Regions from separate parts of the Homo sapiens genome. Here all the other regions are linked to region 1. A link is a contact called in ENCODE Hi-C or POLR2A ChIA-PET data. All regions are on one chromosome and are shown on one strand. Each heading gives the region's core, a stretch centred on a gene start or an enhancer-like site at or near the end of the contact. The rest is flanking DNA. Distances are from core to core; before and after follow the strand shown. Region 1 overlaps ECT2L (epithelial cell transforming 2 like). Region 2 overlaps NHSL1 (NHS like 1). Region 3 overlaps HECA (hdc homolog, cell cycle regulator).

Evidence for each region. A loop is a pair of places that touch in the nucleus more often than their neighbours do. ChIA-PET counts read pairs that join two places held with the same protein, here RNA polymerase II (POLR2A). Pooled maps may share reads with other maps.
Region 2: a map with no recorded cell type shows a loop between it and region 1 (6-fold over the local background). The contact joins two enhancer-like sites. A Hi-C loop is called at or near these places in 1 of 37 single-sample maps with no recorded cell type and 2 of 50 pooled maps. POLR2A ChIA-PET finds 5 or more read pairs at or near these places in 1 of 52 experiments (activated B cell).
Region 3: a map of posterior cingulate gyrus shows a loop between it and region 1 (2.9-fold over the local background). The contact joins two enhancer-like sites. A Hi-C loop is called at or near these places in 3 of 168 maps with a recorded cell type or tissue (CD8-positive, alpha-beta T cell, naive thymus-derived CD4-positive, alpha-beta T cell and posterior cingulate gyrus), 6 of 37 single-sample maps with no recorded cell type and 14 of 50 pooled maps. POLR2A ChIA-PET finds 5 or more read pairs at or near these places in 1 of 52 experiments (WTC11).

Annotation. Positions count from the first base shown.
Region 1 is chr6:138,816,235-138,820,153 of GRCh38, reverse strand. All of the region lies in intron 4 of ECT2L (epithelial cell transforming 2 like), which reads right to left. Among named protein-coding and RNA genes, the nearest start is that of ECT2L, 22 kb to the right of the region's middle. Within about 2 kb of position 2,218, at least 11 of the 41 ENCODE cell types and tissues checked have a DNase peak (open chromatin) inside an H3K27ac peak, as active enhancers do.
Region 2 is chr6:138,454,062-138,457,980 of GRCh38, reverse strand. All of the region lies in intron 3 of NHSL1 (NHS like 1), which reads left to right. Among named protein-coding and RNA genes, the nearest start is that of MIR3145, 21 kb to the right of the region's middle. Within about 2 kb of position 2,145, at least 11 of the 41 ENCODE cell types and tissues checked have a DNase peak (open chromatin) inside an H3K27ac peak, as active enhancers do.
Region 3 is chr6:139,160,397-139,164,315 of GRCh38, reverse strand. The region is part of intron 1 of HECA (hdc homolog, cell cycle regulator); the gene reads right to left. It also overlaps a transcript of TXLNB not described here. Among named protein-coding and RNA genes, the nearest start is that of HECA, 27 kb to the right of the region's middle. RefSeq lists an enhancer at 251-750. Within about 2 kb of position 2,240, at least 8 of the 41 ENCODE cell types and tissues checked have a DNase peak (open chromatin) inside an H3K27ac peak, as active enhancers do.

The DNA.
Region 1 (3,919 bases), core at 969-3,468:
GTTACTTACCAGCCACTCCTGAAGCATAGAATGCCTTGTAGGGGGTGGAAATCAGGGTTTCTGTCAGGAAGAAGGAGAGGAATGTGGAATGGCTTGGCTGGGCCAGTAATCAACAGTGTCTAACCCGGTAAGCAGGAATTGAAGAAAGACAAGGGGAAAGATTTCTCCAGCCACCTTGAATTAAGTAATGAAAACTTGAATTATGCAAAGTATTAGTAATCTCCTATATTCTAACACTTGGTTTTTTGTTTTTTGTTTTTTTTTTGGTACATGAAGTCTTGCTCTGTAGCCCAGGCTGGAGTGCAATGGTGCGATCTCAGTTCACTGCAACCTCCACCTCCCAGGTTCAAGCGATTCTCCTGCCTCAGCCTCCCGAATAGCTGGGATTAGAGGTGCCCGCCACCACGCCCGGCTAATTTTTTTTTAATTAAAACTTGGAATATTTTGAAAAACTCCTTCCTCCTAGAGAGCTACCAAATGAAAATTTTTTTCTGATTATCTTTTTGTCATTTTTGGAATTAGGAGTGCTTTAGATATCTGAATTCATTCAACAAGCATTTATTGAGTGGCTGCTATGTGCCTGGTATGGCTCTAAGTGCTAGAGATGAAAAGAGTCACCAAAGTCTTTGCTATCATGGAGCCATCATTCTAATGGGGTAGGCAGACAGCAAATAAACAAGTCCTGCATGTCACATAGTGTCAGGTGGTGTCAAGCGGTAGACAGAGAAGCTCAACATGAGAAAGGAGGGGAGAGCAGCTCCACACACTCACAAAATGGGAGTGAGAACTTCAAGCCAGTGGATGTTGCCTAATATAGGCCAATAACCTTCCCTCCATCCACACAAAAAAAAAGAGCTTTGGCTTTCTGCTTTCTCCCTTCCTTTTAAAACGCAATGATTTCCTTTTTTTTTTTTTTTTTTTAAGCATCATCCACCTCTAAAAACCATCCCAATTGCAAATGCTAATATTTCATACAGTTATCCTTAACCAGCCCATGCAGGTAGAAGGGCAGGAACATGTGCAGAATACTGGGCAAAGGGGAAGGAAGTGAAGATGACTCAAATTTCCAGACTTGCCTTGGATATTTAGAAAACAGTCGTTTTAGATACAAGTGTACACTTTCACTTTGAATACTCCCCTCTCCTCTCTGACAAAGATTCTCTGCTTGACCAAACTTTAGTCAAGCTTCTGAAACTTCCCCTTGGCCCACCTGTGCACTTCCTTATAAAATTCTGCTTTAGTAAAGAGCCCTGTTAAGTCAGTTTAGGAAGAACCCCCCACCCCCGGATATCTTGTCAGGTTCCTCATCCTCCACCCTCCCCCAGGTGTTGTCTGAGCACCCTGGCCTGTCATCAGCGAGAGTCCTGTTGGGTCAGTGTATTCAGATCCCCGCTTACCCCTGATGTTTCCTCGAGTAATTTTCCATCCATTGAGCCCCATCCTGCTCCTTGGCTATCCGCCCATGCTGCATTTGAAGTTGAGCCCAATCTCTCTCCCGTGACCCCATGCAGCAGTCCCTGTAGCTATCTCCAAGGTTCTCAGTAACGTCCGCCTTACTGTCTTCAGCAAGTTTCATTCGATGTTTTCTTCTTTAACCTCTTTACCATCTCCACACAGAAATACTCTCCTTTTAAATGGACATTCAGTAACTGAGAGTGACATGGCTGCTCTATATTTAAAATTAACCTAGGAGTATGTTGTCTCTGAAAAACTGCACACCAGATTGCCTCACAGATCACAGCTGAGACAGACGTCCTCAAGTGAGCCCTCACAGGCTGCGTGGGAAGAATGGAAGAGGGGGTAATGAAGTGGGAGAGGGGGCTGTTCTCTCTTAATACACCTTGGTGGATATTTTTCTGCCCTCCAACCCCATTTCAAGTCTGCTCTGATGGAGACAAGTGACGAGAGTGAATCCTTCATGGGCTGTTTATGATCTCACACGCACACGCACATACACACCTGGGTCAATGCATTCCCCCTCTAGGGAATGCAGTTGCATGAATGCTGCCCCACCCATCCAGGAAAGCTGCAAGTTTGAGCAGCTCTGGCTCTGGAACCAAAGGCCTTTGTTTGAGGAATTACCAGGCACTAAGCAGAGGCAATTCAAAACCGGTTCCACCAGTGTGGCAAGGGGACTGATTCAAACTCCTCACGGGTTTCTCTGAGTGTAACAGACACAAGCAGCCCAGTTTCCTTTAAGGAGTCACAGGAAAGGTCAACCTAGTCAAGTGGTAGGGGAAAGACATCACTGGAAACCATTAGTCATGTGGACGACACGGGGCCATAACATACCAAGAAAAGCCACAATTGAGGTATAAAGTTGCTAGGCATGAAAGACCAGCAGAGAAGTCTTCCCAGGAGAAGGGACATTTTAGTTTGCCAGAGGGATGGTTTAAGAAGCTAAACCTTTAAAAAATGTCTTAAATATCATAAAATTCCACTTAGGAAATCATCTTAAAACTTACTAGGGAATACTTATTAGGCCAGGAAAGAAAACTCTAAGATATTTGAATATATCTCATAGAGATTATGAATAATTTTTTAAAAGAAAATTGTGTTGACAGTTTCCACCAATATTGCAATACCCTGTTTATAACTGACTGAATTAAAACAAAATTATTTGGAAATTATAAAACCATCTAAAACAATGGCCTCTCTACCTTGAAAGAAAGGTATTGCACAAATATAGCCTAGCTTACATATAAACATTTCAAGTATTCAAATAATACTAATTTCTTTCATTTATTAATTTATTTACAGTTATTGGGTAAGCAAGACTACAGGAATAAATGATCCAAAAGAAATGCTTAATAATTAAAAATTGATTGCACTACCATTGGACCCAGCAATTCCACTCCTATATGTATAGCTAAGAGAAATAAAACATCTCTATGCAAAACTTGGACACAGATGTTCATAGCAGCACTATTTATAATAATTATTTACAATAATCAACTGAGGAGTGGATAAATAAAATATGGCACATCCATACAATGGGATAATATTTGGCAATAAAGGAAAGAAGTACTGACATGTGTAACAAAATGGATGAACCTTGAGAACGTTATAATATGTGAAAGAAGCCAGTCACAAAAGACCACATACTGTCTAATTCCATTTATACGAAAAGTCCAGAATAGGCAAATTTATAGAGACAGAAAGCAGATTTGTGTTTGCCCAGATCTAGAGGGATGGAGATGAGAAGTTACTGTTAATGGGTAGGGGGGTTCTTTGTGGGATGATGAAATGGTCTAAACTTAACATGTGATGATGATCACACAACTCTGTGAATGTACCGGAACCACTGAATTGTACCCGTAAATGGGTGATTTTTATTGTATGTGAATTATATCTCAATAAAGATGTTTAGGCCGGGCGCGGCGGCTCATGCCTGTAATCCCAGCACTTTGGGAGGCCGAGGCAGGCAGATCATGAGATCAGGAGATCGAGACCATCCTGGCTAACACGGTGAAACCCCATCTCTACTAAAAATACAAAAAAAGTAGCTGGGCGTGGTGGTGGGCGCCTGTAGTCCCAGCTACTCAGGAGGCTGAGGCAGGAGAATGGCATGAACCCCGGGGGCAGAGCTTGCAGTGAGCTGAGATCGCGCCACTGCACTCCAGCCTGGGCGACAGAGCAAGACTCCATCTCAAAAAAAAAATGTTTAAAGGAAATTTATACTAACATTCATGAAACTATGAAATACAGTCTGCTCTCTGAAGAAATGCTGCTGCTATCCAAAAACAAACAAACAAACAAAAAAAAAAAGTACTTTCACTGAACAGGTTAGTTTTATATTCTTGTCTCACAGAAAAAAGAATTCAGTTACCGGACAAAGGATGCAATTTCCAGTGACAAAAAGTCAGGCCTGAGTTAAGCTGCTTCAAAATATACCATAAGATCTCTAATGACCTCCAGT
Region 2 (3,919 bases), core at 896-3,395, 360 kb after region 1:
TCTGGAGTACAGTGGCACAATCTTGACTCACCACAACCTCCACCTCCTGGGTTCAAGAGATTCTCCTGCCTCAGCCTCCCGAGTAGCTGGGACCACAGGCACGTGCCACCATGCCCAGCTAATTTTTGTATTTTTAGTAGAGACGGGGTTTCACTATGTTGACCAGGCTGGTCTTGGGCTCCTGACCTCGTGATCCGCCCACCTCGGCCTCCCAAAGGGGATCATTTTAAATATAGAGTGTGTAGGAGTCAATTTGGAAGGGAAATTCGATCTGGAAAACCTTTTATTTTGTATTTCCTAGTAGGTGTTGAGGGGAGGGGTGTGTTACAAAGAGCAGTGACTATATGGAAGAAGGGATGCATGAGTTAACAAATTATTGACTTTAAAAGAGGTATTTCTTACAAAAATCATCTAATTTGCATTCAACAAATATTAAAAATCCATTATGTGCTTAAGATGAGTTGCTAATATGGCAAAGGTTAAGGACATATAAATTAGAAAAGAGAACCTAGAGGACGTCGATTCTGGTTATTTACTCTGGCTAATTGTTCTAGAATAATTATCTTCATTATCCTAATGTGAAACACCAAGTAGGACTCTATGTGTTATGTTATGAAGAAAGATGTTTTGCTAACGAGATCCACACATATCTTTGATGTTCAAAGTGGGAATATAGTGTAGCAAGAAGAAAATTGTTGAAAATATTTCCAATTGTATATGTTATGCATATCATCTAAACATAAACATGATGCATTGAAAAAAATACTGTTGGCAAAGCAATTTAGAAATTCCAGAAAATAAGCCAGGCATGGTAGTGTGTGCCTGTAATCCCAGCACTTTGGGAGGCTGAGGCAGGCGGATCCCTTGAAGTCAGGAGTTCCAGACTAGCCTGGCCAACATGGTGAAACCCTGTCTCTACTGAAAATATAAAAATTAGCCAGGCGTGGTGGCATGCACCTGTAGTCCCAGCTACTCAGGCTGAGGCAGGAGAATTGCTTGAATCTGGGAGGTGGAGGTTGCAGTGAGCTGAGATCGCACCACTCCACTCCAGCCTGGGCGGCAGAGTAAGTGAGACTCCATCTCCAAAAAAAAAAAAAGAAAGAAAGAAATTCCAGAAAATACCTTTTCATTCAACTCTGAAATCAAAGAGTACACCATTGCTTTGTGTACTGTTTTTGACTTTTTTCTCTTTTCAGTTTTCAGCATATGCCAAGTACTGCCAAAGAGGTTCTTGCATTTGAAGGCAGGTCAGTTATCAGTGCGAAAATACTTACTGTGAGTCGATAGGGAATTTTTCCACCTGCCATTATCGGAAGTTATATTTGATGATACGTTCACTGAATCTGGGAAACCTTCACAGAATCCCCATTGTCTTAGCAGAAAGGATATCAATCATGAGTTATGCAATCTCTTGTGTAAAATTCACCCCTAAAGAGATGTATTAGATCTAGATTTTTGGCAGTAAACAGTTGGCTTTAATAGTCGTGACAGAAATCGAAATTTCCCTGTTTCCTGTTATTCTTTGAACTGGCATGTCAGCTTCTGTTTTAGGCTTTGTTGATAAGAAATATTTAAATCAAAGGAAGACTTTGAAGAAAAGGCAGTAACCTTGCTGCCATACCTGTAAACACAGGAGGCTTATTTAACATGATGCTTGAGAGCGTAGGTTTGGGGCAGCTTTTCCACCTGTCAGAGCTCAGTGGCCTTGGATAAGTTGCTTTCGTCTGTGAGGTTCAGGTTCCTCAACTGTAAAGAGATAAAAACCACATGTTCCGGTTTGCTTAGAACAGCCCTGGTTTACAGCTGTTATTCTGTGTAATTATTAATTGCACCCCCTTTCACTCTCAGAGGTGTTCTGGTTTCGATAAAATTACATAGTTACCCTAACCTACCTTGGAGAGTTGGTGTGAGGTTGAAGTAAATTAATGTTTGTGAAACCCTTAGCACAGTGCCTGGCACAGACTAGATGCTCAGATGATGATGATAAGTATTGTTAAGCTGATTGGTATTTCAAACCACGCTTCAAAGAAAATGATTCAATAGACAATGTCTGTTTTTATAAAAATTTGGCCACTCTCCCAATCATCTCGTCTTTTGTTCCACCCACATAGAATTTCCTGCCCAAGGCAATAAATTTGAGAGGTTTCAGCAGCTACTGACGAATTTCTGATTGTCATGGCTTTACAGGTTATCTAGGTGTGGCACTACCAGTGTTTATGCTATTGCTAGCTTGTTCATCGGGGTACACGTTAGGATATAGAACTTTTTCACAAATTAGATCTTATTTTCCACAAACAGCCCCATGAAACAGATTATTTTAATAGCTATTACTATTATTTTAATCTGGAAATGGAGACTCAGAAATATGAAATGGCTTTCTCAAGATCACATAGCTCGAAAGCACCAGGAAGCATGCGAAGGCGGGGCTCCTTGCAGGGAGCATGTGAAGGCGGGGCTCCTTGCAGGGAGCATGTGAAGGCGGGGCTCCTTGCAGGGAGCATGTGAAGGCGGGGCTCCTTGCAGCTCATTTCTTTTCATCGCACCATGCTGGTTAAGCAAAAGGGCAAGATTACTCAGTTACCTCAATTCCTCCTCATTATGCCCAATTTTGTCATCTCTTATTCCTCTTTGACTTGTCTGGTATGCTTCACTCAATTTTTTTTTCCCCCAAAAAAGTTTTTAAGTGCTACTTGGTCTCAGTATATGGATCCCATTCTTGGCCTAGGGCAGCTTACAGTCGAGAAGTGATTACTCCATGTCCAATCATGTGTTACTGGGTCTCTGTGAGTAATTTCAGGAAACTGTAGAAACACAAATGAGTCAATGCTCACTGCTCTGCAGTTATGGCACCTTCTTATTCCATGCCATTGCAGACAAAAATGAGAAAATTGGGGTCTGTCATTCCCACGCCTTTTTGCCTGCAAACCAGTGAGAATGTCTCCAATGACCCATTCCAGTTTCTCTTGCTGTTTCCATCCCACTACTCTATAATCAGGGTCTGTTTATACCTGCCTTCTCTTCTAGATTAATGGACAGCATCCCTATCTTGTTGATCTCTGTGTTTCCAGTATGATGCCAAGCACTTGGCACATGGAAAGGCTCAGGCGCCAGGGACTGTGCTCAGTGCTGTATGTGAATATATTCAGTATTTATTGCAACCATGCAAAGTAGCTTTGATTATGCCCATATCATGGATGAGAAAACTGTATCTTGGAGAGATTAGATCACTTGCCTAAGATCACATAGTTTTTAAATACTGAAACAAGATCTTTCTTTATTAAAACGCCTTTTATTGAAGTATAACTTACATAAAATAATCTATACATATTTAAAGTATACAACTTAATAAATTTTGACATATGTATACACACAGGAGACCATTACCATAATCAAGAGAGTGAACACATCTATCACCCCTAAAAGCAAAACCAGGATTTAAACCTAGACTTACGACTCTAGAGCTCATGTTTTTCCCCCAGTAATGACTGTATGGGGAGTAGAGCCTTTGCCACAGTCCTTTCCTCCTAACCATTCTCATTCTCTTATGGGGAGTTTTGCATTGTTGAGATAATACAAAGAGCATCTTTTACAACCCAATTGTCCATCAATAAAAAATGTGAATAAATTAGTACTGGAGTGGAATGTATACCCCAGTGAAATGAATGAATTACAGTTTCACACAACTACATGGATGTGTCTTAGAAAGATAATAGTAAGAAAAACACAAAGAGAATAATACTATTTTTGTAAAAGTCAAAGCAAGTTTATGCACGCACGCACACACACACACGCACACATATAACAAGGAGTAATTAGGAACACAAAATTCAGGCTAGTGGTCACCTCTGGGGAAGTAGGGAGATGGGATGGGGCATGGAGGGAGATGCAGGTTTTTAGTAATATTTTAGGTCATGGGTTG
Region 3 (3,919 bases), core at 991-3,490, 340 kb before region 1:
TTGGGAACCACTGGGCTTGGTCATGAAGCAGTTTAGATTATGTGTATAGATGACAGAAGCTAAAGGCAGACTCCCAGGCTCAGAGTTCTGCTCTAGAAAGCTCCCCTGGTGGCAGCGTGGGGCACGGGACTGGAAGTAAGGAGGCCAGAGGGAGGGTGCTGTGGGTTGAGAAATAAGGAGTGCCTGTGCTTCAGGAGCAGTGTGAGAAGATGCTCAGAGAGAGAGAGAGAGAGAGTGTGTGTGTGTGTTTGTGTGTGTGTGTGTGTGAGAGTCCATGCTGACGGACAGCAATGTGGGAACAGCAGGACAGGGAAGATGGAAAAAGACTTAGGGCTGCCCTATTTAGGACCCACTGATTTAGAAGTGCCTGTGTACCACTGAGGTGGAGGAGACATGAATTTGACTGGAGCTCAAGAGAGCTAGAGCTGTGAATACAGATGTGGAGTCACTCACCCACAGATGAAGGTCAAATCCCTAGGACTAATGAGATGCCCAAGAAAAACGGGAGGAGTGGGCAGAGACCAGAGGCCAGGAAAAGAATCCTGGGATGCAAGGACTGGAACCAAGGCTGGAGGAGAAGATTCCCCTGCAGAGATTGGTAAGAAATGAACTCAGAATTTACTGAAAAACAAGTCAGGAGAGAATTATGTCCAGGCAGTCAGGGGACAGCGCAGTGGCTCACGCCTGTAATCCCAGCACTTTCGAAGGCCGTGGCGGGTGGATCACCTGAGGTCAGGAGTTCGATACTAGCCTGGCCAACATGATGAAACCCCATCTCTACTAAAAATACAAAAATTAGCTGGGTGTAGTGGCGCACACCTGTAATCCCAGCTACTCGGGAGGCTGAGGTGGGAGTATCACTTGAATTGGAAGACGAAGGTTGTAGTGAGTAGAGATTGTGCCACTGCACACCAGCCTGAGTGGCACAGTGAGACTCCCTTTAAAAAAAAAAAAAAAAAAAAAGAATGGAGAACTGCAAAATGTCCCAGAGCACCAGGTAACATCGGTGCTTCTCCACCTCTGCACTACAGACATTTGGGCTGGATCTCTGTTGTGGGAGCCATCCTGTAAGATGTCTAGCAGCTAGCAGCAACCTCACTGTCCATCCCGTAGAGGCCAGCCCCACTCAATGTCTCCAGGCACTGCCAGGTATCCCCTAGGGGGTAAAATCACCCCGAGTTAAGAATTCACTGGATGCAATAAACCTGAAAAGTCCCAGCCAAAATGAGCAGTGAGCCAGGCACTGTCTCCTCACGGAGAACAGCTCCAGCGGGAATGATGGAGGGCAGGTCAGAGGTAGACAGTGAGGTGAAAAGGCAGAAACAGGGAGACTCCAGGAAACTCTTTCCAGAGGGTAACTGTAGGGCAGGGAAAGAGCATGGGCAGGGTACAGAAGACAGCAGAGGCTGAGCCTTAACACCATGTTCATGAGCTCAGGGAATACAGGCCAAAACCTCACGACAGCTTAAAGACATATGAGAGGGAACAAACCATGTGACTCCTCTACTCAACAACCTTCCCAACCTTATCCCTGCACACTGAACCACAGACACAACATTCCACCAAATCAATCAGCAGAGGGTGGTGGCAATGTGGACCCATAAAGCCTATACAAATATTAGTTCTGTCATATGTTACAATTATCCCCTTCAGGTGTGGGATTCCAGGGCCTTGGCAAAATGGCCCTAAACCAATTTGTCTACCTCTATGTATTAATATTTGATCACCGTGGTTTCCCCTTAATCTTCATTTGTCCAAATCCCATTCAGCCACTGACAGCAATTCACAGTTCAGACTCTGCAACCAGACTGCCTGAGTTGGAATCCAGGCAGGACCATTTATGAGCTGCATGCTCTTGGACAACTTACTTAACTTCTCTTTGTGTCAGTTTCCTCTGTATAAAATGCAGAAAACAACAGAATGTACCTTAAATGGTTCAGAAGAATGAAATGAAAAAAACTATACACATGAAATGCTGAGAAAGCACCTGGCATCTAGTAAACTTCCTCCCCACTCCTACTGCTTCAAGGCCCACCTCTCTACATACCAATTTTACCAGGATTGCCCCCCTATCCTGACTCCAACCCTTCTCCTCCCCTCCCTGATGGTCTGGCCCCAATCTTACTTGAGTCCCTCATCATGGGGACTCTTCATAATCCCCACCAGCTGACGACTCAGGAGAGGAAGCCTCTTACTCATCTTAGTGTTTCCGGCACCACTGGGCCCAGGCTTTGTAAAACTCCAGTGCTGAAAAAAGTCGCATTAAAGATACTGGCTCACCAAACCCACACATGACAAGAGGAGCAGAAGTGAAAAAGAGAGCTGTAATCCTAGACAGTCAGACCTGGATGTACTGAAGCACAACAAAAAGAAGTAGAAGAGTGGTTTGAAACTGAGTAAATTCACCAGTCACCTGGGCTGTGACCTTTAGAGGCCTTTAAAATGTTAATTGGTCAATTATTAAGTGTAGTTGTTTTTATCTTGATCCTTCAGATGAAGAGCCTTGAAGTAAACGTCCCTGAAATGTAACCACAATAACCAAATTTTACTAACCCAAGACCAATAAAATCAAATTAGGTCAAAGGAAGATCTAACTAACATTTGCATTCACAATATTCCAACTGTAAATGTTGAGACTGACTTGATATTTCTTTGAAAAGTATTTTCACACTAAAGAAAGGTGGATTAAGAGAGGAAAAATTCTGTGTCTTTTCAAAAAGCAGCAAATATTTCATTTAACCAATACTGAGCACTTCCTACATGCCAGGTCTTGAGCTAAGAGCTCTAATGGTCTAACAGAAGTGCACACATGGAACACAGACAAGGTACCACAGCTGTGCCCCATCCCTGTCCCTTTAACAGTGTTTGTCATGTTCACAGCCATGCTCCACTGTTTCCTAACCAGAAAACCTCTTCCTTGTATGAAGAGCCCCCACTCCAACTTGCCAGCCCTGCTTGTTTATAGTCAGCCACTTTGATGTGGCCTTGTGGGTAGGCTTCAAAAACAAATACAAAGCCAAGAGCATGTTAAATACACCCAGTAATACACACAACAGACACTTCACCCTATGACACACCAGCAGGGTGAGGCTCCCAGGGAGACAGGCAAAATGGGGTAACAGGGTGGACCTCGGGAATAGTCAGAGGATGTCTGACAATGCTTTTGCTGAAGTGTGTTGGCCTCTAAACTCGGACATTATTTCCTTCAAGGCTCGGTTCAAACATACTTTCCTCCCTCATTAGCACCACCCCTGTCCCCGACACACACACACCACACACACACATTGTCCAAACTGGAAAAGCAGCAGGGAATAACAGAAGAGAGGTGTCTGATGCCAGGTCTGCTCCTGATTAGTTGTTTGACATTGAGCAGTTTTGTTTCCTCATCTGTAAAGTGGGGATAAAATGCTTGCCCTATTCAGCTCATGTACATGAAAACACTTTATAAATAGTAAAGTTTCATAAAAATGTTTGCTTATATGCTACCATAATTTTATACCGCTGTATTTCACTCCCCAGATAAATGCAAACTGCTCCAATGTTTTCTACTTTTTCCAATGTTTTGAACATGCCATACAGGTGTTTAGAAAATAAGTAAGTATGGCCAGGCACAGTGGCTCACGCCTGTAATTCCAGCACTTGGGAGGCTGAGGCCAGAGAATCACTTGCGGCCAGGAGTTAGAGAACAGCCTGGACAACATAGTGAGACTCCGTCTCCATGAAAATTTTAAAAAATTAGTTGGGCTCAGTGGCATGTGCCTATAGTCCCAGCTACTCAGGAGGCTGAGGTGGAAGGATCAAGTGAGTCGAGGAAATTGAGGCTGCAGTGAGCCTCGGCAATGAGTGAAACCTTGTCTCCAAACTAAAAACAGAACAGCAGTCCCACAAAGGCATAAATGGAATATAGATTGATCTGACA